2 separate regions of the Mus musculus genome follow, and region 2 is linked to region 1. Evidence: chromatin loops called from intact Hi-C (ENCODE). Cell type or tissue: left cerebral cortex. All regions are shown on one strand. Each heading gives the region's core, and the rest is flanking DNA. Links, peaks and the distances in the headings are about the cores only. Region 1 holds the start of Ppp1r3b (protein phosphatase 1, regulatory subunit 3B). Region 2 holds the start of Gm34853 (a long non-coding RNA gene).

What was found. Peaks named below come from ENCODE experiments on the same cell type or tissue, not always from the same donor. Only the 100,000 strongest peaks of a DNase experiment are listed, where the experiment ranks them.
Region 2: it touches region 1 in a loop (2.3-fold over the local background); 4 of 42 quality-filtered maps call a loop at or near these places.

The regions. Positions count from the first base shown.
Region 1 is chr8:35,369,586-35,385,029 of GRCm38, forward strand. It overlaps Ppp1r3b (protein phosphatase 1, regulatory subunit 3B), which reads left to right and starts at 7,077. Exons shown (of 2, transcript NM_001364452.1): 1 at 7,077-7,168; 2 at 14,399-15,444. The coding sequence starts at 14,424. The coding sequence ends at 15,278. In left cerebral cortex, for the core only: CTCF peaks have their summits at 6,927 (motif pointing left) and 9,211; DNase peaks (open chromatin) are centred at 6,061, 6,991, 9,258 and 9,728; H3K4me3 peaks cover 1,638 bases.
Region 2 is chr8:35,422,271-35,437,714 of GRCm38, forward strand. It overlaps Gm34853 (a long non-coding RNA gene), which reads left to right and starts at 14,304. Exons shown (of 4, transcript XR_870343.2): 1 at 14,304-14,416; 2 at 15,353-15,444. In left cerebral cortex, for the core only: no CTCF peak of the experiment used is centred there; a DNase peak (open chromatin) is centred at 6,754.

The DNA.
Region 1 (15,444 bases), core at 2,550-10,549:
GGGAGGAGGGGGGAGAGCAGGAGGAAGAGATGAATGACAAAGTTGAGGGGGAACAAAGGGAAAAAGAAGGATGGGGAAAAAGAAAAGAAGGGCAAGGAGGAGGGGGAGGAAGAGAAGGAGGAGGAAGAGGAAAAAGAAGAGGAGGGAGGCGGAGAAGAAGGGTAAGAAGGAGGAAGAGGAGGCTCTAGAATTCTTTGTCTTTGCCAAGTTCTGCCTTCTTCAGTCATAACTTAATCTGCTCAGTGCTCAATTCTCAGGCAGCCATCTTCCCCTTCCTCATTCTCCACCCTAGGTGATACACACATCCCAAGGTGGCTTCTTATCTATCGTGTTGGGGAATGGTTGTTCCTTCTGCATGTATCACAACCCCATCTCCATCCAGCAAGAGCGATTGCTCCACTGATTCACAGAATAACCTTGGCCCTAAGTCATGATAAGCAGTGCATACAGTTGTAGTCAGGTCTTCAAGAAAGATAACGGGGCTGATAATACTTCCTAGTGAAAGGAGGCTGTGACTAAAGGACCCTTACCTGAGAGAGTGTCTAGCCATTACTCTCTCTAGATGCTACTCTCTCCTCCCAGCTGCGCATGATCTGCAGCAGTGCTTCTCAACCTGGGGGTCACAACCCCTTTGTGGGTCAAATGACCCTTTCTCAGGGGTTGTTTATCACATATCCTGCATATCAGATATTTACATTCTGATTCATAACGGTAGCAAAATGAAGTGCAACAGAATAATTTTATGGTTGTGGTTCATCACAACGGGAGAATCTGTATTAAAGGGTTGCAGCATTAGGAAGGCTGAGAACCACTGGTCTTGAAGGCCTATTATAGCATATAACATGAAAGATTACACAAAGGTGTGAATTCCTCTACCCATCTTTCAGGAGGTCACGCCCCCACGCTGGGGCGGGACGCAATTATTCTTATCAGCCCCGGTCCTGTGAGTAAGCCACATAAATTCTTTGGTTCACGAAACTAAACTAAGAAAGCATCCTTTCTTTTGTCTGTCACTGAATCCGTTCACATCTCCCCAGGAAAAGTAAAACCACCTCCCGAGCCCAGACTTACCTTTTATACATTTACTGGGCATCATTATTAGCTTACGTGCTTCTTGGGAATAAAATTATGTTTCTCCCATGTTTTCCCATTTTAAAGAACATTGTAATTGGCACATATTCACTATGCATAGTTCTGTTTCACGAGGTCCACATTCCTGCAAATATTTAGCATACTTTAAGCTTATCCTTCTCTTCAGTCTTCGCCCTCTTAAGTCTTCGCCCTCCTTCCTCCCCCTCCCCTTCCTGTAGTCTTGTTTCCATAGAAACTTTTAATTCTTCTTTCATGTCAAGTATAGACCCTTGATTTATGTCCCTTTATAAAATCCAAGAACTACAAATGAGAAGCAACGCGTGTGGTTTTCCTCTTCTTGGCCCCTCCCCCTGTTGCTCCGCCCTCCTCCTCACCCCTTGTTGGTTCCAACCTGGCCTCAGCACCCCAGGGTGCTTTTGCTTTCTAGGATCTTTGCTCCAACATGAATTTTAGGATTTTGTTTTTGCGTTTCTCTTTCTGTGAAGAATTGTACTGAGTTGGTCTTTGGTTAGATAACTATTTTCATATTTATTCTTCCAATTCACGAGGATGACAGTGGCCCCTGTCTTCTAGTATGTTCTCTTTTTCCCTTCAGCAATTTAAGGTTTATTAGAGAGGCCCTTTCACTTCCTTAGTCAGATTTGTTACAAGGTATTTTTTTATTTCTTTTCTTTGGAGGTAACTCTGAATGGGTCTATTTACCTGATTTCTTTTTCAGAATGTCAGTTATTGGTATAGAGGAAGGCTATTAGATTTTTTTTTATATATTTTAATTTTATGTCTTGCTACTGTGCTAAGTGTGGTTATCGTTGTGGGAGTTTTCAGGGGGAGTCTTTGTAATCTCACACCAGAGGGACAGTTAGACTCCTTCCTTTCCTGTGTGCATCTTTATTTCTTTCTCTTTTCTTACTACCCTAGCTGAGATTGTAAATGCAATAGGAGCAGAGGAAATAGTAACACCTATCTTGTTTCTGATTTCTGTGAAAATGGAGTTTTTCTCCATTTGCTTGGTTATAGGTCTGTCTTATGTAGCCTGTAACATTCCTTATTTTATAGTTTCTGCATGATTCTTAGCATCAGGTAAGATTCAACTTGGTTAAATGCTTCTCCTTTATCTATTGAGATGGTCCTTGATTCTGTTATCTTATGTATTGCATTGGTTGATTTGTAAATGTTAAATTATCCTTGAATCTTGAGAACAAAATGTAGTGGCCCTGGACAGTTTAGGTCCTGGTGTGGTGGTACACACCTTTAACCTGGGCCACACCTTCTGCTGGAGGTCTACTTAAGGACAATGGAAAAAGGAAGGCTTTATTCTTCTCTGCCTGCTTGCACTTACTTGCCAGCACATCTGTTGGAATCTACTTCTGTAGCATCCCAGCTTATACAGAAGACAACCTGAAATACCCAGTCTTTGGGACTGAGCAACTACTAGATTCTTGGTCTTTCCATTCACAGCTGCCCATTGTTGGGTTACTTGAACTGCAGACTAATTTCCATATATATATATATATATATATATATATATACATACATACACACACACTAATACAGTGAATGGTTTGTTGTTTGTTTGTTTGTTTATTTAGAGAGATAGAGTTTCTCTATGTAGACCTGGCTGTCCTGGAACTCACTCTGCAGACCAGGTTGGCCTCATACTCACAGAGCCCCACCTGTCTCTGCCTTCCAAGTTCTGGGATTAAAGGCATGTACCACCACAGAAATGGCTGTGAATCTGTGAATGAACTTTCTATTGTGTGCTTGAATTAAATCAGTTTGCAAGCATTTTACAGAGCAGGTTTGCATGGCAGCTACTCAATCTGCTGTTGAATAAACGAATAAGGACTGAGGCACCAGATGCCCAGGGCAAGGAAGAAGACAGTGTTGCTTCTGACAGCCTTGGGGGGAACATTATGGAAGAAGAGTCATTTCTATGTTTGGCCACTGCTAAGTCTTTTGATTTGTTTTTCTGGGAGGGGTGATTTTTAATAAGTGAAACTAAGGCCAATTCAATGCTATATGTTTTAAGAGGGACTTTGGTGTGCCTACCTTCTCTTTTCTCTTCATTGCCATACATTGAAAGAACAGGCACAATCCTAAGGATGGTGCCAGCTCTCAGGCTCTAGGCTGTCTGCCCCAAGGTCCACCAGACACATCCCAGTTAGCTCTATTGTATTTGTAGAAAAAGACTGCTCTTCTCAAACCCATAGACGCCACTTTCCTACCTACTAAGACTGTGGTGTCCCACCACTAAGTTTAGCCCACTCTCCTGATTTTAAATAGTCGGCTGAACCACAGAGGAAAATTATTACCCACGGTTTCCTAGATGTATGTAAGAGATGACTCCAAACCCTCGCACTATAAAATGATATTTGCTCGTTCCAAGTTCTTCCCAGCTAGGGTCTGATCACCCCTCGCCTGAATATATTTTGCAATACTTTTGGCTCTGTCTTTGCTCATTCTGGTGGCATGCTCACTTCATTTGGAATTGTAGCCAGCACCTGTGTAGTGGCTATTCCTGGTTGTCAACTTGACTCTATCTGGAATGAACTACGATCCAGAATTGGAGGGCTCACCTGTGATCCAGATCTTGAGGCTGGAAGACACAAGTTTTTGACCTGGATCTTGGCATGGAGATCTTGAGGCATAGTAGCTATGAATCCCAGGAGACTAAGGCAAGGAGATCTCTGAGTTCAAGGTCATCTGGAGAAAGCAAGTCCTAGGTCCAGGCATGGTGGTACACACCTTTAATCTGGGCCACACTTTCTGCTGGATACCTACATAAGGATATTGGAAGAAGAAAGATTTGTTCTCTTCGCCTGCTTGCCTGTGGGACTGATCAACTGCTAGATCCTTGGACTTCCATTCACAGCTGCTGCTGACCATTGTTGGGGAGTTGGACTACAGACTTTGGGTCATCCACAAATTCCCTTACTATATAGAGACAACCCATAAGTTCTGTGACTCTAGAGAACCCTGACTAATACAACTTTGCTTTATTCACTTTTGAATTTTAGCTAATGCAAGGGGATTTTCAGTTGGCAATAGCAGATCCACAGGTGGCCCTTTATACATTTACCCATCAGGAAGAGAGGAAGGCCCCCTGATAGTTGGGCTGGGGATGCTTACACTTGTATCAGATGAGTATAACCCATTAGTGTTATAAACTTGCATGTCTACTCATATTGAAAGCTGCTCCTATATCCCTTAGTGTAAACTGCCCCCAAATCATATTAAACAGTCAATTTCCATAAGTCTAAATGCATCCAATAGGAGTTAATGAATAATGATCTTCTTGTGTCCTGTTGTTCTCAAAGCAAGAATACTTTTCTAAAGTCAGGGGTAGCTGGGCCAGGTGACACACACACCTATCACTCAAGAAGCAGAGGCAGGCAGATCTCTGAGTATTAGATCTAAACCCGGAACAAGTGGCTAACTAAGGTGACTATTTAACATATCAAAGGAAACATGGTCATTAGGTTCTTCTAATGCCCTACCCCAACCAGAACTTCTCAGCCCAGGGACTGGGTTGCCCTTCCCCAAGCTGCCCTTCCCTATAAAAGCTGTCTAGGCATTTTTGTTACTTGAGTCTTTTCATTTACCCTTTATCCTCCTGGTCTTTTGGTCTCTCCTCTCCCCTCCCTCCTCTCCTCACGTAGCCTAGCTCAGGGTCACATTTGCTCTGGACTCTCCCAGATGTCTCTGCCTATGGCTATGTTCTCCTTCACATCTACAATCAACCTTCTCCACTGGACCCAGTAGCCATGTGTCTCCCCCGACCCCATCTTCCCCTCCTTCCTTCCCTCCCTTCCTCCCTCCCCTCCTCCTCCTCCTCCTCCTCCTCTTCCTCCTTCTCCTCCTCCTTCTTCTTCTCTCTTCTCTCTCTCTCTCTCTCTCTCTCTCTCTCTCTCTCTCTCTCTCTCTCTCTCTTTCACTGAGTTCAAGGACAACCTGGTCTACAGAGTGAGTTCTAGGATAGCCAGGGCTACACACAAAAGCCTTGTCAAAAAAACCAAAAAAACCAAAAACTTAACAAAAAAAGTCAGTAAGTGGTGGTGCGTGCCTATAACCCAGGAAGGCTATGAGTTTGCAGCTAGCCTGTACTACAGGGTTAAGTTGGAGATCAGCTGGAGCTATGTAATAAGAGGCTGTTTCAAAACAGAAAGGGCGGGTGGTAGATTTGTTTGTTTTAGTGTGTTGACTTAACACTTTGTAAAGTTGGCAATCCTGTATCAATTAGCAACTTCCCAAATTTTCACTAGTCATTAAAGGTAGAAAACCATGAGCCTACCTCACTCAAGTGGCTGCTCAGGGCCATAGGTTTCCCAAGAGGAATCCTTGTTTCCTAAAGTGTTCAGACCCTGTATAGAACTCCAGGCTACTGTATGGACCGAAGTCAGGCTGTTTCCTAAACACACCCACCTTACTAATCCTCTCTCACCTGTGCAGTACTGTGAGCATGAGAGTCATGCTCTTCTGCCAGATAACATCGCTAAGGGAAAGATTTTGCTAGAGTAACAGCCACAAAAGCAAGATCCAGTGAATGCTTGGGACACTACTGCTGCAGATAAAATCAAAATGGGGAGAGAACACTTGCTTCTGGGCATTCTGAGAAGGTCATGGCCATCTGTGAACCCTGGGGCTTTTTGTCCTAAGAGGGCGGGAGAAGGAGGGGCCAAAGGAAAGACAACACTGCCTTCCACACTTGGGAGTCTACCATCTAGCTAGAACTTTGTTAGCAGTGGGGAACTTTGCACACAGCCTGTGCTCCTCAGTCCGTCTCTCTACAGCCGGACCTTCTACCGTAGGAAATCGCCTCCACCCCTTGGCATGGGTACCCCGGTTCCTGATGAAATTGTGACCCGCTGTCCCCTTCCCAGATCCTGGACTCCAGCCCTGTCACTCGCCACACACTGCAGATCACGTGGTAGAGTGCTGTTCGCCCCAAGTGTAGCTATTGGTCTGCGGCTCATGTCCCGGAAGCTCATTGGCTGAGTCCTGCGTTCACGTGGGGGTGGGGGTAAGGTGGTCTTGGATAGCACCCTTAGTGGGGAGAGGTGGCTGGAAAGTTAAAGTGAGCCACAGATTGCTGGAGCTGGAATCCAGAGTGCTGCAATCCAGTGAGCAGGTGAGAGGGCTGCTGTTGCGTGGACCAAGCCGAGTGCCTGCCCCACTTTTGCCGTCGTGGTTGCTGTCACTGTCACCCAGCTCAGATGGTGGGGCGGGCTGAAGGGTCTCCCCTCCGTACTCAAGAGTGGTACCGGGTACGTACCTCCTCAAGCCTCTAGTTCAAGGTCCAGAGCCAGGAAATCTGCGGTGAGGGGCACGCGGGGGAGTTCTCCGACACTTACCATTTGTCCCACTAACACTGACTCCCAGGTAGTAGAATCCCCTAGCTGGGCTCGGGTGGCTTGTCGCTTCAGCGTGCAGAAACATCTCAGGCACCGGAGCTGGGATGGAGCCTAGAGGGGACCCCCGAGATCCCTAAGCGAGTTAGCCTGCGAAACGTGTCCTGAACAGAAAGGATGTCTCGAGTCCTAACGTGGCACATCCCCAACCTGAGATGTGACACTTTGGAAGATAATTCTAGTTTTTTGTGGCAGAATCTGGAGTCCAAATACAAGCTCCCGGGGCTTCAGTTTCCCGTTACGAAATAGACGCGAGAAACCCGTGTCCCAGCCCTGACTCCATCAAGTAGTGCGGACCAGTCCCTACTACTCCCCACTTAGGTTCAGATCTCCTTTTGCTGCACACAGGCAAGAGGCACACGCTGTGTCGTCTCGGGTCTCGGAAGGCAATGGGCTCGAGGCGAGCTCCACCCGGGAACGGGGCAGCCCGCGTGGGGGTGCTCGCGAGGCGCTGCCCCCATCTGGGCTGTCCCGCCGCCAGGTCCCGCCCTGATGTGATAACTTGGGCTCCTCCTCCTTGTTCGTCTCCGGGAACTAAGCCCAGGCCCTACCCCCGGGACACCCCGACGCTCACGTAGTTCAGTGGCAGCAATCAACCCTGACACTTCTCTCAGGCTCTCCCATGAGGCCAGCGAGCAGCGGCCCCGGCTGCGGCGCCGCCGGGAGAGGTAGGTGCAGACCCAGTCTAAGCTGGGGCGAGGGCGGGTGCAGGCACACCCTGTGTCTGGTGGGATGGGGACTCGCTGACCTTCCCCCAGGGACTTGTTCACAGCTACCGTTTTGAACCCAGAGGAGAGGCTCTGAACCGGACGGCAGCTTCAGAACAGGGGATGGCAGGCCCACGGGGAAACAGAGAAAGTTGAAAAAGACTTGAGTGGGGGAACTTGCAGAGTTGCTGGAATGTGGCCCTGTCTCAGCTTGCGGGTCCAGGAGAAAGAAAGGCTTCTTCAGCCTAGGCAGGGAAGGAACTGGTCCCTTTGGCAAGAACGTCCAGGAGCCAGGGAGAAAGTAGAGACAGCTGAAGTAAACTAGGGCCATTTAGGGGAAAGTTAGTAGAAAGAGAAGCATCGGGGCCCTATTAGCAACCTTGAAGGTCAAAGCTGCAAGTGACCTCAGAAGAAACCCTTAAACCCGGAGAGTTCTTCGTTTGTTAAAGCTCAGCTGGGCAGAGGCCTTCTTAGGCCTGAGCTTCTTGCTGTCTTTGGCCCTTATTAGCTGGTGTGGGCTGCCTCATTCAAAGCTACCTGACTGCTCATTATGCGGCCCTATTCAAAAACATTTCTCTTCAAGGATTGAGGGGTGTATACATTAAAACTGTAATAATTAGGGTCTGTATACAAAAGGGGGCCAATGTCAACTTCATACATATAAAAGTATCAGCTAGACATTTGGGGAGAGAACCGAGATTTGCTGAAAGGGGGGGGGAGGAGTGGATGGTGGTGTCTTGAATTGGTTGAGGATATTTATCTAATGTAGTGTTGCGGTGGGTTATTGTTAACTTGGTTTTGACATCAGCGAGGAAGAGTTGCAGAAAGAAGGTCTCAGTCAGAAACTCAGTCGCTCAACTGCCTGAAGCTAGGCAGGTTGTGGGTTTTGGTTTTTTTTGTTTTGTTTTGTTTTGTTTTGTTTTTTGTTTTTTTTGGTTTTTGGTTTTTTTTTTTTTTTTTGGTTTTTTGTTTTTGTTTTTCTGTTCAGACTTGTCAAGCTTAAAAGAAATATTACTGGCCTTCTAAGGCTGGCAGCATCTTGAAAGACCACATTATTTCAGTAGGACACAGAAGGTATTTCTGCAAGCGTCCCAAACCTGGCCCAAGCTCTCTTCAGAGGCAGTTGACTTCTGAGGCACCCACGTGAAAGCAGGGTGTGTGATTGTTCTTGGGAAACAGCTCCTTAGGCTCCTGGGATCCTGTCCTGCAACTGTGTCCAGGTCCTGTGTCGCTTTACCGGCTCAAATGTGCATCGGTGGTCTCTGCTACTGCCTGTTTCCTCGGTAGAAGGAAAGCCTGGGGCAGTGTTGGAGACAGAATAAGGACTTCAGTACATACACGAGTGTGTGGCTGTGAAGATGTTTCCTCAAGCACCTGTCCAGCTGCCTTCCTTTAGGGGACTTAACTATTGGTGGACTGTCTCGGTTTCTGGAAAGTACTTCTAAGTGGCCATCATCACTGTCACAGTCCTGTTGAGACATCCATAGCTGAGAGTCAGGAAAGCTAAACTCACACAAGCACTTTACTACACCAGTTCTTGGATGAGCATGAGGTTAATAAAAGCTGGAATGTTCTGTGAGGACAACCCACTGCCACATCGCACCCTTGATAGAGGCCACAAGGGTAAATGTCCTTAACCTGTAATGATGATGATACCCAGAGGGAAAAAAAGAAGGGTTTCCAAGCCAGGACTGCTTACGCAATTCCGCAGGGCAGGAGTCCCAGTGGTAACTCCTGGGCTATCAGAAGAACCTCACTCACATTTGCCTCTCATGGAAGAATCTTGCAAAAAAAAAGTTCTTGAAAATGTTATTGGGACTGTCTCCTGAGCTCAGGCTCTGAATAGAAACTTGTCTCTCCACCGTCAATTCAGCTCGTTCTTACAGTTTAATAATAAAGGGAGCTGCCATGGTGAGTTTACATGCTAGGCTCCAATAGTACAACTTCACCAATGGCCTCAGCTCCCGAGCCTGCGGGACTAGAACACAAGAGTGTGCTCTCCTGGGTGGTAAGTGGGCAGCAGAGTCTTTAGCATGCTTTGGTATTCCGCCTCCACTTGAGAATTTCCCACCATTTTCTACCAAGCTGCTTCAGAGAAACCTTTCAGCATTTGCTAGGCATGCCTGAGGCTGGTCCCAGAGCTTGGAGGACCTGCAGAGGGACTCTAATCCTTGTGCTGACTCAAGTCAGGAGGAAGTAAGTGCCTAGCAGGGGTGAACACCTCTCCCCCATTCACTCCCAGCTTTTCAAGGGTGGGCAGTGGGGAAGTCGGGAATGTGGACCACATGCCATTATGCAACTGGTGTTCAGTTTTAATGCATATTTAAACAGAATAAGAAATACCTACCTTAAAGTTGAAAAGGGAAGAATATTTCTAACAACATTTTGCAGTGGATATGAATAACTCAATTTGTTAAGTTATGAATCCTTTAAAAAAAATTGAGTTGGTCAGCCCATTGATCGTGTGTAAAGCTAGTTCAGTTAGAGTTTCCCTCTCTAGGAACCGCCTTGTGTGTGCACAGCCCTGAGACCAGACCAGACCAGACCCAGCAAATTCTCTCTGGAGCTTTTTCTCTGGCTTACTTCCTTCACTGGAAGGGAAGTAGTGAGATATGGGCTTTGCGGGTACAAGCAGACCTTAGCCATGGCCACTTGGGAAAGTGCACAGATTCAGAGGCAAAACAAGATAACCAGGCTTCTTATACCCATAAGACCAATGCATCTTTAAAAAAGGAAAGGAAAAGAAAGGAAAGGAGAGGAGAGGGGAGGGGTGGGGGAGGGGAGAGGGGAGGGGAGGGGTGGGGGAGGGGAGAGGGGAGGGGAGGAGAGGGGAGGGGAGGAGAGGAGAGGAGAGGAGGAGAGAGGGAGGCTTGTTCTCTCCCCCCTTTTCTCGTTTTTTATTGTTTTGTGTTTGTTTGTTTGTTTGGTTTTTTTTTTTTTTTTTTTTTGGTTTTGTTTGTTTTTCGAGATAGGGTTTCTCTGTATAGCCCTGACTTTCCTGGAACTCACTTTTGTAGACCAGGCTGGCCTCGAACTCAGAAATCTGCCTGCCTCTGCCTCCTAAGTGCTGGGGTTAAAAGCGAGCGCCACCCGGCCAGATTTGAGATTTGAATCCAGGTTTGATCATCACTAGCTTCTTCAGCTGAGACCACTGTTAAGTGTCCTGTAAATCTGCCTTTGTAAGGAGAATAAAAAAGCAGACAGCTTTAGTGAGGTGTCAGAGCGGTTTGGAAAGTTTTCTTAAGCTTCGTTTTTTTCTTCCTGATCATAGAAGCAGTATTGTTTTAGAAGACATAAGGAAACACAAAGCAGGAAACACTTTAAGGAAGCATGTTATATGCATCGGTTGACATTTTTAACCTTAGAAATGGTCCCTGCTACCTACCCACAACACATACGTAACAAGGTTCCAGGCAGCCACAAGCCCCGAGTACTCTGAATTTCCTTTCTGCAGTATCCCCCCCACCCCCACCCCCACACAGCTCCAGAGGTCATCTCCCTGTTAAATGCCCAAGTGCCTCATTTACATAGCCGCTCTTGTGCTTTTGGGTCATAAAATAAAGTGAGCAACCTTGAGACTGCAACTGTCTGATACCCGAGATGGCTGAAAAAGTCCCTGATGGGCTGGTGGCAAATGGATACATCATGGCTATGTTGGCTAAGGGGCAATTGGCTCCTGAAGAAAGGAGTGGGCTGGCCTCATGTAGCTCAGAATGAATGGCGCACAATTTAAACTCATTAGTTGCTTACTCATGAAATTCTCATCTTAATATTTTTGAACCACAATTGACTACCAAGAGCTGATTCCATGGGAAACAAAACCAAGAGCAGACTGTGTCTCTACACAATTTCTATATCCATAATCTTTTCTCTCATATCTGGTATTTGTGTACAACTCTGTCTGCTCTTTTTCACATTAACAATACAAGAAAAAAAAAATAGCTAGGCACAGTGGCCCATGCCTCTAATCCCAGCACTCAGGAAGCAGAGGCAGAGGGAATGGCAGGCAGATCTCTGAATTTGGGGCTGGCTTGGTGTACATATCTAGTTCTAGGTTAACCAGAGTTATTTAGTGAGCCCTCTCTCAAAACCAAAAATACAGGCTGGAGAGATGGCTCAGAGGTTAAGAGCACTGACCGCTCTTCCAGAGGCCCTGAGTTCAATTCTCAGCAACCACATGGTGGCTCACAACCATCTGTAATGGGTTCTGATACCCTCTTCTGGTGTATCTGAAGATGACAGTATACTTACATATATAAAATAAATAAACTTTTTTTTTAAAGCAAAAGTCCAAAACATAAATAAGAATGTCCATGCCATTTAAATACTTTTACAAAAAATGAAATTAGTGGTATAAAATTAAATGATATGGATATGGAAAGATTGATTTTTACGAGGTATCCTTAGTAGGCATTCTCATTATTTTCCTTTCTGTTAGTTTCATTTATATTTTAATTATTTATTTATGGTATATGATGTTTCATGTGCTATTGGAGTGAAAATGATAAGAACATTTAGATTATGCCAATTTTGATAAGAAAAAAAATCTTTTGCATTATAATTCTTTCCTAATCCATTAGGTAAAGGCAGGCATTTCTAATATAAATTTTCCCTATGTTTGAATTTAACTAATTTACTGTAAATAGTTTCCCTATACAGTCCAGGCAAGCGTTGACCTTGCAGGCTTCCTCACTCAGCCTTTGGGGTAGCTTGGGTTACAGGCGAGGACCATCTCATCCAACTTCCAGCGAATTTCCTACATTACCCTTAAGACTGGGTAGTTTGCATATCTGTGAGCCACTTATAATTGTTTTATCCTAACATCTGCTAAGGCTCTTTTTCTTTGCTCTTTCTCCTGTGTGAACTATTTGACTTTGTTCCTGCTTTGTAAGAACTCTGTATTTGAAGTTAATAACACCTAATTGTCATGTTTTTTGAAAAATAATTTCCCAGTTTGTAATCTTTTGGGGTTTATATTTTCACTTATAGAAAAATATGGTTTAAATTAACTTAATGTCTAGTGTGATTACATCTGCTTTTTATTTCTTTCTTTCTTATTTATCTTTGTTGTTTGTTTGTTTCTGAGGCAGTTTCTCTGTGTAGTCCAGACTGGAACTCGCTCTGTAGACCAGGCTGGCCTCAAACTCAGAGATTCGCCTGTTTCTGCTTCCCCAGTGCTGCCTTGGCCACCACCACCTCTGGACTGCTTTTAATTCTTCTGACAACTGTTATTACCTGTAGACAAGGCAAACATCTGCCTGTATGTCACGGTATGAAGCAATGAACGCTCATCCTTTCTCTAAAGAAAGGTCTGCCAGAGCACTCAGACCTCCCGTAAGTTTGGTGACAGTAACTCTGTGTCCACTCTGACCAACAGGTCTCAGTGTATAATAGCATAGTGCTTGGTAAACACCAAGTCAATATTTGTGTAACAAGTTTGACGCTTTTGTACTGGATTAAGTCAGTATTTATTATTCAGGCCACTAAGAGATCATACGTTATACCTATTAGGATGGTTATCTTTCAAAAAGATAACGCAGCCACTACAGAAAATACCATGGTGTTTCTTTAAAAAAAAATTAAAAATAAAGTGACTAGGGCTGGAGAGATGGCTCAGTGGTTAAGGGCACTGACTGCTCTGCCAGAGGTCCTGAGTTCAATTCCCAGCAACCACATGGTGGTTCACAACCATCTTGTAATGGGATCCGATGTCCTCTCTTCTGGTGTGTCTGAAGAGAGCAACAGTATATTTACATACATTAAATAAATAAATAAATAAATAAATAAATAAATAAATAAATAAATAAATCTTTTTAAAAAGATGACTACATGATCCACCGACTTTAGGGTGTGCATTCAAGGGATAGGCAATCAGGATGTTGAGGTGACATTTATAGTCCCGTATTCATGTAGCAATACTCAGAGCCCAGATATGAAACCTAGCTAAGTGTCTCTCAGGGGATGAATGCACAAAGACCATGTGGTGTGCATAGACAGTGGAGTGCTTGATGTTCAATCACAGACAAGAATGAAGTGGCGTCATTGTTGAGGCATGGAGAGGAACCTGGCGGGCACCGCGCTAAGTGCAGTAAGCTGGCTACAGAGAGTCAAGGAGACCAATTCATGTAGAACCTGAAGAGGATGAGCTCACTGAATATGTAATAGAACAGCGACTGCAAGGTGCAGCACCCCGAGAAACTGGGGAACTATCTATCCAAAGATATGAATCTTTAATTCCAAAGGAGCACATTCAAGAGACCCATTGCATCATCACGGAGGCCATCATTAATAACAGTGTGTATCTGAAAATTGCTTAGGGTAGATTTTTAAATATTCTCACCACACCTCCCAAGTACGTGAGGAAATGCATGTTAAGTGTGTCAGCCATCCCACAATGTGTCCATACGTCAAAACAGCATCTCTATTGCATTTATTTATTTATTTAGTATGGGTTCTTGTGCTCCACGCAGCGTGTGTAAAAGTCAGAGGACAACTTGTGGGTACTGGTTTCCTCTATCAACAATGTGGGTCTCAGGGATTTCTCTGAGCTATCTCACCAGTCTGGAAATATAGAAGTTTTACTTGTCAAATAATAGTCTACAGTGTATAGCAAAAACTATTCTCAGATCAATTGTTCGTTGGGTCTATACTCCAAAAGGGGGTGGGTATCTTTTGGTCAAATAAGTAAATCTGCAAGCAATAGGAAACCATATTCTTTTGTTTTCAAGAAAGGATCTCTCTGTGTAGCCCTGAAACTCAATCTGTAGACCAGGCCGGCCTCGAATTCAGAATCCACCCGACTCTGCTTCCCAAGTGCTAGGATGAAGGGCGGGCTCCCTCATGGACCTGACAGAAAACTCTGATTCTTAATGCCTTTCATTCTTCTCTGTGGTGTATTAGCATCCTGGCAGAAAAGCCAATGGATTAGCCTTCAAACTGTTGAATCCCATAGTCTTGTCTTTGTTGGTTTTACCCTTAGCTTCTTTTTCCATCCCCTCCCCCAGCCTCTCCCCCCTCCCCCCAGGTTATGCTCCCTTCCACACAGTCTTTGCAGAAACCTGGGTCCTGTGAGACCACAGGGGAGCAGAGAGCCCAGATGAAAGGCAACATTGTTTGCCTGTCCCTGCCAGAATGCGGGTTTAAGCATCTATCTGACCTCTTTGCTGTTTTCTCTCATCTCCCCTTTCCCAGACTGCTAGCCGGCTCGCCTAGCGTGATGGCTGTGGACATCCAATACAGCTACAGCAGTATGGCCCCTTCTTTACGCAGAGAGCGCTTCACCTTCAAGATCTCCCCCAAACTGAGCAAGCCCCTGAGGCCTTGTATCCAGCTGGGCAGCAAGGATGAAGCCAGTGGAATGGTGGCCCCCGCAGTGCAGGAGAAGAAGGTGAAGAAGCGGGTGTCCTTCGCCGACAACCAGGGGCTGGCCCTGACAATGGTGAAAGTGTTCTCGGAATTCGATGACCCACTAGATATTCCCTTTAACATCACCGAGCTCCTAGACAACATCGTGAGTCTGACGACAGCAGAGAGCGAGAGCTTTGTTTTGGATTTTCCGCAGCCTTCCGCAGATTACTTAGACTTCAGAAATCGCCTTCAGACCAACCACGTCTGCCTAGAAAACTGTGTGCTGAAGGATAAGGCCATCGCGGGCACCGTGAAGGTCCAGAACCTGGCCTTCGAGAAGGTTGTGAAGATCAGGATGACATTTGACACCTGGAAAAGCTTCACAGATTTCCCTTGTCAGTATGTGAAGGACACTTACGCTGGTTCAGACAGGGACACATTCTCCTTTGACATCAGCTTACCCGAGAAAATTCAGTCTTACGAAAGAATGGAGTTTGCCGTGTGCTACGAGTGTAACGGCCAGGCGTACTGGGACAGCAACAAAGGCAAAAACTACAGGATCACCCGGGCTGAACTCCGATCCTCTCCGGGAAAGATTGAGCCGTACAATGGACCAGATTTTGGAATCTCTTTTGACCAGTTTGGGAGCCCTCGGTGTTCCTTTGGCCTGTTTCCAGAGTGGCCTAGTTATCTGGGATATGAAAAGCTGGGGCCCTACTACTAGTGACTGCAGGTGACAGTCCGTGGCTCAGATCAAGATGGAGGCGAGAGAACGGAAGGCCAGAGGAAAGTTGAACTGCCACTAGGCGTGGTTTTTGAAAAGACAGGCTCCTGTTCACCTTTTTCTTAAACCAGCAAGTCCAGCGTGTTTCCATCACACCCGGTTTCTT
Region 2 (15,444 bases), core at 2,995-10,994, 53 kb after region 1:
TCTGAACCTATAAGCCAGCCCCAATTAAATGTTGTCCTTTGTAAGACTTGCCTTGGTCATGGTGTCTGTTCACAGGAGTAAAACCTTAAGACACCAGAGTATCAGAGACTCTTTCCTTACACCATGTTTCTGGACCCTGACACAGTTCCTAATACAGCTCTGTTACCCACAAATCTCAGTAACAACGAGGAAAAGTTAGACCTTTGAGGGAGAATTGGGTTACAATGGCTCTGGAGTCATGTGCTTAGGAATAGCACTGTTATCAAGAGAATGAAGTCTTGATAGAAAGGGTGAGGCAAGCCAATTTCCTCTCTTTTCTTACCCTTCTGGTGCGTGTTATGATGCAGTCCAAGCTTGTGACTCTGAGCTTCAAGCTAGTAAACCAAAGAGCTTTTGTTGTTTACTTATTACCCAAATAGTGGTAATCTTTTATAGCAGAGGTAATCTTTTATAGCAGAAAAAAAAAATTGACTATGACAGTCACCATAGTAGCAGTGATGTTATGGGCATATAAAGATACCCAAACACATCAACTTTTACATTTCAAGTATGCAGTTTATTGTGTGTCAATTATACCTCAATAAAACAGTTAAAGTTTTCAAAACTTCTGCAATGGCTTTCATCGTTTTCAGAATAAAATCAGCACTCTTTGCAGTGTACCATGTAATGCTCCTTCCTTCTTCACATTATAATTGATGGTAAATTCCTTCTGTGAAGAGGCCATGTTTTAATAGTCTCTTAGCCCCCAGTACTTAATGTAATGGTTAATACAAAGGGGACTCAATTATTAATGAAGAAGGAACAGAAAATCATTAGAGTGCAGAGTACTATAAAATACACACCAGAGAAGAAGCCAGAGAGGGGGAAAAAATGAGCAATGGGACTGAATTCCCATGAAAGGCTTCATGAGGAGGGTACTGAAGGATGAAGGAGTGGTAACAGGGGCCTTCCCAAGGAAGTGAGAGAGGTGGCCGTAGCCAAAGCAAAGGCAAGGTGTGTGTGGATCACTGGAGCCTCCTTGCTGGGTAGGGAAGGCTCATCTAGATAGTGAAGCACCATATCTCCCATCACTTAGGTGGAGTTTGGAACAGGCAGCCTAGGCTCATTGTTATTAATTAGGGCTGGCTTACAGGTTCAGAGGTTCAGTCTACTATCATCAAGGCAGGAGCATGGCAGCATCCAGGCAGGCATAGTACAGGAATAGCTGAGAATTCTACATCTTCATCTGAAGGTTGTTAGGAGAAGACTGACTTCCAGATAGCTAGGATGAGGGTCTTAAAGCCCATGTTCACAGTGACACACTTCCTCCAACAAGGTCACACCTCCAAATAGGGTCACTCCCTGGGCCAAGCATATTCAAACCACCACAAAGATTAACTTGAGCATTGCATTATCTAGGACTCTTCTCAAAGCAAGTCTGAACTATCTCATCAGGGTGAAGTTGCTGGACCAAGCATACCAGAGCATCCTCAGGCTACCACCTCTCCATTCTCCCCAACCTCAAAGCAACTTCATCAGTTACAAAGTCCAAGGTCTCTAGTATGTTGCCTTTATGGGGACCCAGAGAGGGAGAGCAAGGGGGAAGGCAGTGCTCAGGGATACATGGCAGTAGCTTGCCTTTGAAAGCCAGGAGGACCAAGGGTGTGTGTCCTCAGACTCCCTGCACAGATAGATGTCTCATTCTTTTACAGATGCCCCTGGAACTGAGCTGGACTTGAAACCCAACACTTTCTCTCTAAACTCAGCAGGAAGCACTTACAGGGCCTGCCCTTTGTTTGGGGAGGGAGCAGAGAGGAAGTAAAACAAGGGAAAGGCTCTGTGTGCTTTTCATTCAACACTATAGCCTGACAGAGTGTGTCCGCTCTCAGCTGAATGTCTCAGTGGGGAAAGCTTGTGTCTGAACCTCACGAATGGCAAACTGTCCTGCTGTCCCCTGTCACAGCAGTGGTTCACTTAGACAGTGCTCTAAGTTCACCGGGGACTTCCGTGGGCAAGTTGTCTGTTCCTCTCCCCTGCAGTCGGCTTTGAGGAGAGGGGAGCACTATGATTTCTATGGGATAGATGACCCAGTGTCTAGGGGCTGGTTGGCAGAGTCTCTTTGGAGGGCTCTTCTGTGATTCATATAAAGCCAATTGACCGCCAGCAGATGTGGGAGAAGGGGGTCACACTTCCTACCCGCTCCTCTATACATGATTCCTGGACAGTTAAATTTCTGCTCTAAATGTCAGCTCCATGAACGGAGGCATCTGGTGGCCACAAATCCTGTCATGGCAATGCTAATCTTATCCCTGCACAGAGTTTAATAAATAGTTCTGAGTCAGGGCTGGGGTGTAGGTAGGGTTGAGATTAGGGGTGGGAAATGGGGGTGTGGCATGCATCTATAGTCCCAGCTACTTGAGAGGCTGAGACAAGAGGGTCACTAGAGCTAAGGACATTGGAGCCAACATGGGCAATATTGTGAGACACTGTCTCTTACAATAAAAGTAAAAAAATGATAGTAGTAGTAATAATAATAATAATATATTTTATTATATACCTAGAGCGTGCCAGACACTTTGAGTTAGCATCTCAAGTAAGTAATATTAACCTATTTTTGTGGGTGAAAGTTAATGTCAGAAGGGACATCACCTTCCTCAGATTAACTGTTCCACCAGCCAGTAAGAAAAATGAGATTTAAACCAGACCTTCTGGCTCCAGCACCTAGCCTCTTTCCATTTTGTTATAACATCTTTGAAGCTGGGAATCCATTTTCTTTGGGTTCCTCCTACCATGCACCATCCATTTAGGGTTCTCCATTTTTTTTTCACAACACATATATAACCAACAGTTGTATAAAGGTACCAATTTCCTAAAAACAGAAAAAAAAATCTCTTCAACTTTAATTTGTGGTTGAAGTTAACCAAGCACCAGGACTTCCGGTCTTCAGACAGACTGCTGTTATTAAACATTAGGGGAGGGCAAGTTCTAGATGAGATGAAATACCCGGTAATACCCAATGCAATGAACCCCAGCAGGAATTCACATTGTAAAACAGACCAAATAATAAGAAACACATAAACATTCCTCAAGCAGCCGGCAGAGAAAGGAGAAACAGCGATGCTATCTCTGCTGTGAGCAGTAGGATTGCAGAAAGTCCATCATTCATCAGAAAGGACAGACTGAGCAGGCGTTAATGTGTGAGAGGGAACGAAGCCCAGTGGGCGGGCACAGCAAACAGGTAGGGCAATGGTTTGAGGCGGCGGCGCCCTCATCAAAGAGGTTCACAGAGTGGACAGACTGAGAGACTCCACGCTCACAGTTACAGGGAAGGCTATTGCTAGAAAAATAGCAATCTCTAACTCTCTGAGAGAAGGCCCTGGAATAAGGCCCACGTCAACACAGAATGGGAGTCTGGTCCTGCGCCCTCGGAGGAGGCTCTGCAGGTTGCCTGGGTAGGTTATGAAAGTCCACAGCAATCCTTCGGTCCTTGAGATACTAGGCTATTATTCTATTATTATAGGAGTTAGAGCTTGTCAAACAAACAAACAACAACAACAAAACCTCAGGTCATTTTTTCCATTTTCTTCAGCATCTTGCCTATAATATGGTATTGTCAGATTCGTATTTGATGAAGTATTTCTATGACACATCTGCAGTGTCCACTCATGGGTGGGATCGGGGGAAATCTGAAACACAGTTGGAGAGGCTGTCCAGTTTGAGAGGATGCTGTCTAATCGTGTACATGCTCCAGGCTGCTCTGCTCTTGTGACGGCTCTTGAAACTTGACCTACTGTGGTAACGTAAGTCTCTAAATCAAAGTGAGTAAGGAAATGATATTGACCTTAGAAAAAGAAGAAAAGAAAAAAGAAACAACGGAAGAACTTCTGAGAAATTGTAAACCACATCTTGAAGACAACTCATGTTGGCTGCCTGTGTGTGTGATGCATATAGCACTGTCAGAAATAGTATTGGCCCACAACACATCATCCTATTGTCACATTCGCAAGCGATGCCTCAGAGGTACACGTCCACGGGGCAGCTCACACTGTAGGATGTAGGATCTAGGTAAGGCTCTGTTAGACAATTAGGCTTGAGAAACCGTACCCCTCCCCCCTTCCGGATTCCTAAGTTGAAGTTCTAACTCAGGGCACCTCAGAGACCTTATTTGGAAATAGGGCTGATGTGGACAAAATCAGTCCAGAGAGGTCATCTGGGTGGGGCCCTAAGGCAGTCTTACGTCTGTATAAAGAGAAGGCATTTGGAAACACACAGAGGAGATACCATGTGGGTGTGAAGTCAATGGTTGGAGTGATGTGTCCACAAGCCAGGAAACACCAGCAATCGCCAGGATGGGCTCTGCCTACAGTCGTCAGAGGAAACCAGCGGCCGCCGTGAGACGGTGAAACTCTGCTGTTTCGGGTGCTTGGTCTGGCTTTTGGTGATGGATAAAGCAGTCGTAGAAAACCAAGACACAATACAGCTATAATAAGTCTTCAGGTCTCAGGGGGAATGAGGAAGCTGAGGAAACAAAAATGTCAGTCTAGGCAAAACGACAGACACCTGCCCACAGTTATACCCGCCCGTACTCCTCAGAGCAGCCCTTATTTTCATACAGGTGGGCTGGGCTGATGGGGAAACAAATGAACTCAATTAGCACTCGGCATAGTCCCATGGTGCAGACAGAAGGTTCCAGAAAAAAAAAGAGAAGCAAATACTCATCCTGGCAAACAAGGGGTTTCACAGAGCCATGGTGATTCCACCATCAAAACACAGACGCTCATCACTATAGAACCTCCTCCCCCCCAAAGTCCAATGATCAATACTGTGCTCGCTGGACCTTTTAAAGGACCATTTAGAAATGCCCGTCTCTTTAAAACTTGAGTATAGATCCTGAAATGCCACTATGAAGCCATAAATGGGTACTTAAGTCCTAAGTATATAGGCCTAAGTGTTTTCAGGAACTGGGATAATCTGTCCCTGAGTGCTGTCATGCACAAACCAGACAAATGCGCTTTCTTGGGATCCAAACTCTCATAGTATTAGTACTGACCTAAGAACCCCCAGATTTATTTCCCCAGATAGATTCATTTATAGGAAGACCAAGTTCAAACCACCACACTGCACATGCAAATGCAAACCAACCAGGGCAGTTTTATTTGAGCGTGGAACTGTGGAGCAGCGGCAGAGACTTGAACTTCTGGGCGCTGGTGTTTCTTTCTTTCCTGAGCCAGGGAGCGGGATGCTAGCCAAGAGTCCGGGAAGAAAACCAAATGATTGTACTGGGGCCTGTACCGTTGTTTGAAACGTACAGAGGAAGAGAATGGGAGGATATATGCATACAGATATAAAATCCTTGACTTAGACAACTTCAGCATGTGTGTTCTTTGCTGAGTTCTGAACTGGATGCAATCCTTAGCTAAAACGGAGTCTTAGAAGATGATATTTACATGGTAAGGAATGTAAGCCAGGCACAGATGGTTTCCCCACACCTCTACGTCCAGTACTTAGAATGCTGAGGCAGGAGGCTCGGAAGTTTGAGCCTAGCCTGAGCTATATAGTAAGAGCATTTGCAGGAAAGTAACAAAGCAACAAATAGAGAGGGAGAAAAAAAAACAGAATATCCCAAATCTCATACCAGAACAGTTTGGAATTTTTCTTCCTCTGTTGTTCGTTCTCAAGGGCAGGTGAGGTGGGTCCAGGGTTGACCACATGTGCCGCCGAAGCCTGTGGACCTGAACCAATGGTGGAAGGAGTCCCAGGGTTGACCTCTGACCTCCACCCACGTACCATGGCATATGTGTGTGTGTATACATATATATGCACACACATACACAATATGCTCAGACACACAAATAGAAAATAAATAATAATAAAATAAAAATTGTTCAAAGCAGTTCTCAGTTGTAGTTACACTGAAAAGCTATTGGTTGAAATCTTTCACCTCTCTTCCGCCAGCTGTAGTAGCAACTTCTTACTTCCCTGATTTCTTCCCTAACGTGTTGCCTATGAGGCTAGGGGAGAGTTCCTTCTCATTTCTCCCTATTGGACTACTTTCACAATGCGAATGCGTTACTGTTCCCTTTCAGAACCAGAGCGTCATCTTCCGAGACTGCTTGGGTCCACCCTGTGGTTGCATGTGTGTTTATCAGCATTAGCCATGTAGCCATCATAAAAATACATATTTATTTTTTATAGTCTCGGGGCTGGCAAGCCCAAGATCAGGGGCCTCATATCTCATGAGTATCCTCGTGGATTACTGACTCTAATGGAGGGCAGAAAGCAATACAGCAATACAGAACAAGAGAAGGAAGTGGAACTTTTCCATTTCCCGGGCCCCCACTCCATGAAAACCAACCCACTACTCTGTTAATGAAGGCACAGTTCTTGCAGGGTCCTTCTTCTCACCGTGGTTGCTCTGGGATTGTTTCTTACTCATGGGTGGTGGTGAACACATTCAAACCTTAGCAAATTCTAAGAACTGGACCACTGAAGGGTTTTTGCATATTTGGGCTACCTGCTTCCTGTCAGTTGACACCACTATGCGCTCTCTCTCTCTAGCAAAGCCTGCCTGAACGCATCACATCCCCCACTGATCCACTGCCCTCCTGTCTCCTCTCCGTAGATGAAGGAGAGTGAAGCGCTTGCTTTTCTGGATAGTTGGGTTGGTGCTGGGTCCTTGGATGAGGTTTGCTCACGGAGGTGGGTGGGGTTTTCATGGGACTCGGGGTGTCTGCCTGTGTCAGTTTGGTTACACGCCCACGCTCCTTCAGAGAAGAGGTGTGATGCATACTGAGGTGGATGCCAGCTCAGCAGAATGTAGAGCCACGTTCATTCTGCTCCCAGCTACTTGTTCCTAGAAAGTTGCATCAAAGTGATTCTGCCACTGCTCTCCCTGTAATTTCAGAAATCTGTCTCATATTCAAGTTAACATCCTCTTCCTCCCCCTCCCCGACTCTCCCTCCTCCTCCTCCTTCTCCTCTCTATTCACATTCTTCCAAAATGGGGAAGTGGAGGGGTGTGAGTACTGCACTTGAACCCATCTCTTCCCAACTCTATATCGCCACCAACAATCCAAGTGGACTCTCTCTCCTGATGTCACTGTTTTCCCCAAGGATAGAGAGCAGGGAATGCCTAGGAATGGTTTTGTCTCCCCAAACCTTGACAGATCCTGTTGCTGGTGAGGACAAGGTAGGAAGGGCATTGAAGAAATCTGTGGCCCGGGGATCTTTGATAGCACAGAGACTGATTTCATTTGCTCTGAAGCTGGAACTGGGAGTCCTCGTGTGCCCAGGGCTCCTCTGTCCTCTCTCCTCACACAAACCAGTTTCCCAGCATTCTGCAAAAGCAGCTCATGAGCCACAAGAAATCCTACATAGGAGACTGTCTTGGAAAACAAAGATAAATCTAAAGTTCTGGTGTGGAGAGAAGTAGAAGAAGGCTAGCAGGGGAAGGTGGGTGGGGTTAAGGGAGGGTAATGGCAGTGGGGGGCCAAAGTACATCATCTGTTGGTAGGAAAATGTCTTCATGAAACTCCATATTTTGTACAATAACTACAAGCTAACAAAGGGGTAGTAGTGGTGCTAGTGGTGTCACATGCCTTTAATCCCAGCACTTAGGAAGCATAGACAGGTGGACCTCTGAGTTTGAAGCCAGCCTGCTCTGCAGAATGAGTTCCAGGACAGCCAGGCCAACATAAAGAAGCCCTGTCCCAAAAAAATAAAGAAAGAGGGAAGGGGAGGGAGATGGGAGAAAGAGGAAGGAGAGGGGAGGAGAGGGAAGAGAAGGAAGAGAAGAGAAGAGAAAAGAAGAGAAGAGAGAAAAGAAGAGAAAAGAAAGGAGAAGAGAAAGGGAAGGGAAGGGAAGAGAAGGGAAGGGGAGGGGAGGGGAGGGGAGGGGAGAGGAGAGAAGAGAAGAGAAGAGAAGAGAAGGAGAAGAGAAAGAGAAGAGAAAGAGACGAGAAAGAGACGAGGAAGAGACAGGAAGAGACGAGGAAGAGACGAGGAAGAGAAAGAGAAGAGAAGAGAAGAGAAGAGAAGAGAAGAGAAGAGAAGAAAAGAAAAGAAAAGAAAAGAAAAGAAAAGAAAAGAAAAGAAAAGAAAAGAAAAGAAAAGAAAAGAAAAGAAAAGAAAAGAAAAGAAAAGGTTTCCCATTGGAGAAGTCCTGGATTCCAAGCTCAGAGGACACTGTGCACACAGAGCTGCGAATGCTGTTCTGTACTCCTTGGATCAGCTTCTTTCTTGTCTTGAAAGGACCGCAGGTCTCATCGTGCCCAGGTGTCTGGCGAGGAGAAAGATCAATGTGGAGTAAGAAGAGTATCATTCACATTACTCATTTCATAGTGAGGTCAAATAACTTCTCAAACAGCACACCGGAAGTGGATGAACTACAGGTCACGTCTAACTTTTGCCAGCGCTCTCCTACTCTGCACTCTTGACCTCCAAGGTCAAGACAGAGAAATGCGGAGAGGTCCATCGGCTACCCACATGACCTACCCGAGTGAGCCAGGCCAGCTCTGGGCAGACACTCCCTGTCACGTCCCACAGCTAGATCAGTGTGGCCAAAGGGTGACACACGTCACAGCGTCTGACACCCTCATCCCTTTGCCTCGGTTTACAAACCTGAGCTCTGGGGCGCACAGGCAAACCTCATTGAAGCTCCGTGCAGTTAACACAGACTTCCGCTTGCGACAGGTTTCCTTCCCACACTGGCTGTGGTTTTTCTCTTCCGGTCCCTGACCCCTTTCTTCTTTTGTTTTACGCTAAAAGCTTTAGCCGGAAAACGTAGAGCCAAAGGAATGGAATAAACGTTAGCTTCAGCCTACAAAAAAGGAGTCCTTAATAGTGGATGTGAGAAAGTACTTCACTGAATAACCAGTTCGTCCTGAATTATTTAGATAATCTTTTATTTCATTTTATTTCTGGAAGCTCAGACACAGAACAAAAGCATGCCCTGGGCTAAATGCAGAGACAAAAGTGCAGAGTGTTTTGTTTTGTTTTGTTTTGTTTTGTTTTGTTTTGTTTTGTTTTGTTTTGTTTTGTTTTGTTTCTGAGTCCTGCTCCACCTGCTGAACTTCATGCCCTCCTAGCTTTGAGACCAGAAGAATTCAGACCTGTGGGAGAATGCATTCTACGAAGGGAATCAGAGTCAACCTCTATGCCTGGGAAGTACTGACCAATTGGTCCCAAAATTGGCCTAGGCTTTCTCAGTGAACGCAGGAAATCTTGTAGCCTAGGATAGCCCTCAGTCCAGGCAAACTGAGTTGTTGACCATCCTGGGACACACAGGGGTTCTGTGGGAAATGCAGGGGTTCTGGGGGATGGGCATACCAGCCTTTGGGTTCTTTTCCTTCAGCTGGTTTTTGTTTGTTTGTTTGTTTTTTGTTTTTGTTTTGTTTTGAGACTGTTTTGTTTTATAGCCCAAGCTAGCCTCAAACTCACCAACCTCCTGCCTCAGCTACCTGAGTGCTAGGTATCTACCACTGTCTCATCCTACCTTAGCAGAAGTAGAGTAATCCAGAACCCTGGTGGGCCTGATGCCCCATGCGGATACAAGGGGAAGATGCTGTGTGCAGAAGGTAGGGTGTCTAAATGTACCCATTAAAATGTTCTCCTACTGCTCTGATGTATATATGTGCATTAGCGTATATATAATCACACAAGTCCAACCTGACAACTGCAGAATTTTTTTAAAAATAAAAACGACAAGAAGGAAGTCCTTAGTACGCATAATCGTTTTGAGACTTCAAGGTTTTAATATAACCTTATGCCTAAGAGCTAACCATGCTAGTCTTTTCCAGGATAAAGATCGATAAAATGAGGCTGTGAAGCTATCTTTCACTTAACAATATAGGATCAAAGCTGTGTCAACAAGGATGCTTTTATGACGTCATTTCAATGAGCACCACAGAATATTCCACATCGCACCAATAGCACAGTTTACACAACTTTGATTTAGTAGCATGTTTCTGCTGCTTTTAATAATCCTTCCAGTGTTATCACTGTCTAAGTGCTGAAGACCCGGTGATATATTTAGCACGAGGGTAGAGCTTTGTGCCTCGCTTGGCGCTTGGATCCAAGCTCAGTGAAGAGACAGGGAAAGCTTCAAGGATGTGTGGCTAAGTCAGCTCCCAGAAGGATCTCACAGAGCTGTGAGCAAAGCCACGTCTTACTCCTTCCACTGTCACCAGGCCCCAGACCTAGCCAAAGTCTTATGACTGGGGTGTGGCTTCCAACACTAAAGTCCCAAGTGCAAACTGTGGGCGTGAAGGAAGCCGGGCAAGGAGGACCCAGGGCTTCTTGTTTTGGCAAGGCAGATAACTAGTGAACTGTACAAATGGGAACACTGTTCAAAGACATTTCTAGCCTTGTCACCTTAGAACTCTGCTGTGGGGAGTTGGAAGGTATGATGAGGAAGAGAAAGACACGAAGCCGTAAAGCTCCTGCTTTCTGGGCTCCATTCCAGAATCATTATTGGGGTTGGGGTGGGTGGATGGGGTGATGTAGACAGGGCGGTGTTGACTGGGAGCTTTTAACTGTTGAGGCTGATGGTGCACAGACACACGATGGACTAATGACCCTTTCTCTAGTAAACACTGAAAGCTTTTTTTAACAAAAGCAGTACATGTTTAGAAGGCAGTAAAAGTGTGGGTGGGGATGTAGGCTAGAACATCATTTCTGGACCCTAAGCAGTAAGCTTTCTCTGTGGGTCACAACCCAGACAACAAAAGACCTTTGGCTAGCAATTGTTTTTCATTTGCAACTATTATTTTTTCCAACAGTCCCCAAGGAATAAAAGAAGTTTTTTGTTTGGTTGGTTGTTTGGTTGTTTTTTTTTGCACTTAAACTGGGTCAGAATAAGATCCTACTGCTGCACTCATAACGTTCACTCTACCTAGAAACTGTTCCGTTGCCACTTGCCACATTTAGTGGCTCAGCAGATAGGCCACTAGACTATTTATCTGGAGTTGCATGGCTTCTCAGGGTTACCAGCAAATAAAACCCATGCAATTCCAGATAAATAGCATATATTTATTTTAATACATGTGTCTATGCAACATGCAGGGCTTACTCATGTTAAAACATATCACTGATCTGAAATTCCAATGTAAGTGGGCATCCACATTTCATCTGGCTCCTCTACTCCAGTGGCTTATAAAATGTAGGTGATTCCACCTGCCCCACCCTACTTTACCTCATGCCATGCCTCAGCCTACCCAAAGTGACCAGACTAAAGTCATGTAATCATGAGTCTGGATATTTCATGACTGCCCTTCTCCGTCTTCCTGGAAAGGCATTCTCCCACAGCTGGGTGGCTTTGAGCTGTGTATCCTGCCTAGTTTCTGGTCACGGAAGGGAAGTGTAGAAGGAGAGAATTATCTGCTTGTCACCAAGCAAATCTGCTCTCTAAGATGAGACATCCCACACATCCACCCAACGGAGCTGAGGTTCAAACTCTTCCGATGCACACATCATTATTGCTGCCACAAAGTCTACACATACAAATAGGTGTGATAGAATGTCGTCTTCAAAGGAAGAAGAGCAGTCACATGCTGGCGAGCAGGAGGTAGTTGGCATCCAACTTCACTCTGGCAACCCTGTCTCCACCTGTCACTATCCGTTCCAGATTATCAAGGCTAAGATGATGGAGTTTCCAATGTTAGAAAGTCGTCCATTTTCCCAAGTGCCTATCACTTGACAGCTCATTAGCATCCTGACTGGACGTGAGCCAGAGGAAGGAAGTGATAAACCACCATGAGTCAACATGTTTCTTGCCAGAAGTTCTCGTAAAGGGAGCAAGAGTTGTGTGAGGGAGAGAAATCAGAAGAGAAAGTTTTAGGGGTCGTGGGGATTTCTCCTTGCCCTCCAAATCAGAAATAAACAAGGCTTATCTCTTAAGGTTGACTTCTCCAGACAGAATGTTCTAGAAAGACTCTCAATTCTGTTGCCCACAACCATAAGAAACATCCACCTTCCATTCTTTCTATTCTGCTGTGAGGTTAAACAAAGGGCAGAGAGTGGGCAAACACAGTGACTTTTTGAGCTGGGTGTAAGATCCAGGTGGGTGAGAAGGAAGGTGGCATTCCTCAGGAGACAACCAAAGGTTCACAAAGTCACTGTCAATGGGTATGCTTGATTATAAGAGCAGAGTCTCCCCCCAATGTAGATGAAGGAGGAGTCTAGCCAAAGAATGACATCATTTGCAGTACATAAAAAGAGCCCTTTGCTTTTGTTTGTTTGGTCTAGCGTTAGCCTTAAATGGGAAAGACAGTCACAGGAAGGGGTAAATACCCTCAAAGTGCACTGACGCGCATGCCTGAAAATGTTATAGTGAAGCTCACTGTACACTGACTAAAAATTAAAAGTTGTAAGTAAGGATCCTATGGATTTAGTGCTTCATAATAGGGGGAAGGGGAAAGAATTGAAGTTCAGGGAAAAGAGGAGAGCCAAGCAAACATGTCAAAGAGAAAGATGGTCAGAGAGAAAACTGCCCCAACCAGAGACTCAGCTAAGGTGTTCTACAATAGTAACCTCAGCAGCCATATAGAAATGATTTATTATGGAAAATTCAATCATATACAAAAGAAAACAAGATAGTATAATGAACCTCAGGGTGCAATTATTCTGTGCTTCAATTTTTGTCTTTAAGATTTATTTTACTTATAGAAGTACACTGTAGCTGTCTTCAGACACACCAGAAGAGGGCATCAGAACTCATTACGGATGGTTGTGAGCCACCATGTGGTTGATGGGAATTGAACTCAAGACCGTTGGAAGAGCAGTCAGTGCTCTTAACCGCTGAGCCATCTCTCCAGCCCTTGTGCTTCAATTATTAACTTAGTCTCATCTAATCAAATTGTCTGCTCACTTGCCCTTCTAGCATGGGCCATTTTGAAGGAAATTCCAGACATTATATTTTATCAATTAATATTTCAGTACAGCATTAAGATTTAACTCGCCAGTTCTGATCTGTATGGCTTCTCCAAAGTTAGCCAGTTTCCACCCAATCTGTTCCTACAGGAGCCTACAGAAGGGGCAGAATGGAGAGGAAGCCACGTATCGAATGCAGATTGACCACCAGAACTCCTAGAGACCTGTAGGACATAGACATCAGGTGAGACTACTTGGGCTACCAATCATTTAAACTTCAAGCAAGTTCTTTTGTGCTCACAAATCCCAGGTACATTTCAAACAAGACTGTCATAGTTCGAAAGAGTCACCAAAGATCATGTGTTGTATGTATGTATGTATGTATGTATGTATGTATGTATGTATGTATGTATTCTATCTATCCTATCTTATCCCTCCCTCCCTCCCTCCCTCCCTCCCTCCCTTCCTCTCTCCCTCCCATCCATCCATCTATCTATCTATCTATCTATCTATCTATCTATCTATCTATCTATCTATCTATCTATCTACCTACCATATATCCTATCCTATCCTATCCTGTCCTGTCCTGTCCTGTCCTGTCCTGTCCTGTCCTATTTATACTACCTATCTATATTTGGTTTCTTTGAGACAGGGTTTCTCCATGTAGCCCTGGCCATTCTGAAACTCACTCTTTAGATCAGGCTGGCCTTGAACTCAAAGATCTACCTGCTTCTGCTCTCATGCTGGGATTAAAGGCAGACACCACTACCACCATCCATTGTATGTGTTGTACCTTCAATCCCCAGTGTGGAGGGATGATTAGAACCTGAGATTTCTGGCCTCCCACATGGGTAAATGCCATTAACATAGGAACAGGTTAGTTACCTCGAGAGTGAACAATTTCAAACCAGCTCAGCATCCTCTCACTCACTTTTCCGTCTACTTTCTACCACGGGATGATCTAGCTCAGAGTCCTTTACTAGATCACCCCATCTTCACAGTATCTAGAACTCTGGGATACTCTGTTGTATCATATAATGTGGATGAAGAGAGAAACAGCCAACTTTTGCATTATTCAAAATAGGCCTGAAGAAACCAGGAGTTCTTTATGTGTATTTGTTTTCTTCCTTAGAACAAACAGCTCACCTGCGTAGGAGGAGCACAGACTGTCCACAGCTAACAGTACACCCACACTGGGGGAGTTCCAACCCTCCACGGCTGAACTATTGCTGTCTTCCAGAATGAAATGGCCTTAGGAACTTGAGTCGGAGTGCATCTCCAGAAATAGGGCTTTAACAGTGCTGCCTTATTCCTTGTGCCCGACAATCCTCTGCAGGGTTCCAGTCCTCCGTCAAAGATCTGCTGCTGTCAGCACTTTCCGGCAAAGATCCCTTAAGGTTTTTTTTTTTTAATGTCATTTCGTTCCCAAATTTAAATTCCACAATAAATCCCCCCCCGCCCTCCCCCCGCCGCCGCCATGAGTGTTTCTGACGTCCATGAAGAATTTCCCTTTCAAAGATCTGTCTTCTTACAGTCTCTCCAGAAAGCTCCTCTTGACACCAACCTCCCAGGTAAGACCACACCCCTAAGCTCATAATCTTGCCTGTGGCGTCTTTAAGGTTTTTTGTTTTTGTTTTTTTTTTTAATGCCCTGATAAAATCTTCGCTCACTCAGCACTATTATAAGCTGCCATCTTCCCTGGGAAGCTGGGTTTGTGTGCTTATTAATGGCTCTGTAGTCACTGGAAGAGTGGAAGACAGGGTGCCCCACAGACAAAGAGATAATCCTCAGGCTTGAGGACAGGGCATACTGAGAAGCCTGTTGAGACAAAGGCGCCAGGTGGGGTGGGGTCACCCATGAAGTGCAGCCAGCCTGGGCCTGAGAATGGGCATTTGTTTGCAAAGGTGAGAATGACTTTACTCTTGGCCCTTAGCAAGTTGCAGCAGCTTCTTGTGGAAAAATCCCTCCCTCCATTGAGCTGGGGTAGCACTTTCAGTTTAAAACTTACTGTCATCCTGAAGGGCTGCCTTGCCTTGCCTTTTCTTTCCTTTTCTTCTCTCCTTTCTCCCTTTCTCCCTTTCTCCCTTCCTCCCTTCCTCCCTTCCTCCCTTTCTCCCTTCCTCCCTCCCTCCTCCCTTCCTCCTCCCCTCCTTCCCTTCCTTTCTTCTTTCCATCCTTTCTTTCTTTCTGTGCTGGATAGTGAACCCAGAGCTTTGTTGTACATGATAGCCAACCACTGAACTACACTCTCAATCCTAGACATTCATTTAATTCTAAACTACAGCAGGGGAAGGAGAGGGATACAGGAGCCATAGCACACACCTTTAACTCCAACACTTGGGAGGCAGAGTTAGGCAGATCTCTGTATTGAACTCAAGGACAGCCTGGTCTACAGCATGAGTTCTAGGACAGTCAGGACTAAATAGTAAGACTCTGTCTCAAGAAAAAAAAAAGGGGGGGGGGAAGCAATTTTTCCAGGCCGAGTAACAGATTTTCAAACTTTGTAGTTGTGGAGTTGGAAAGTTGCAGATTTGGATCCAGCTTATCTTGGGCTAACTTTGGTCCTCTTCATGACCAGCAGTGTTCCTTCATCTGATTT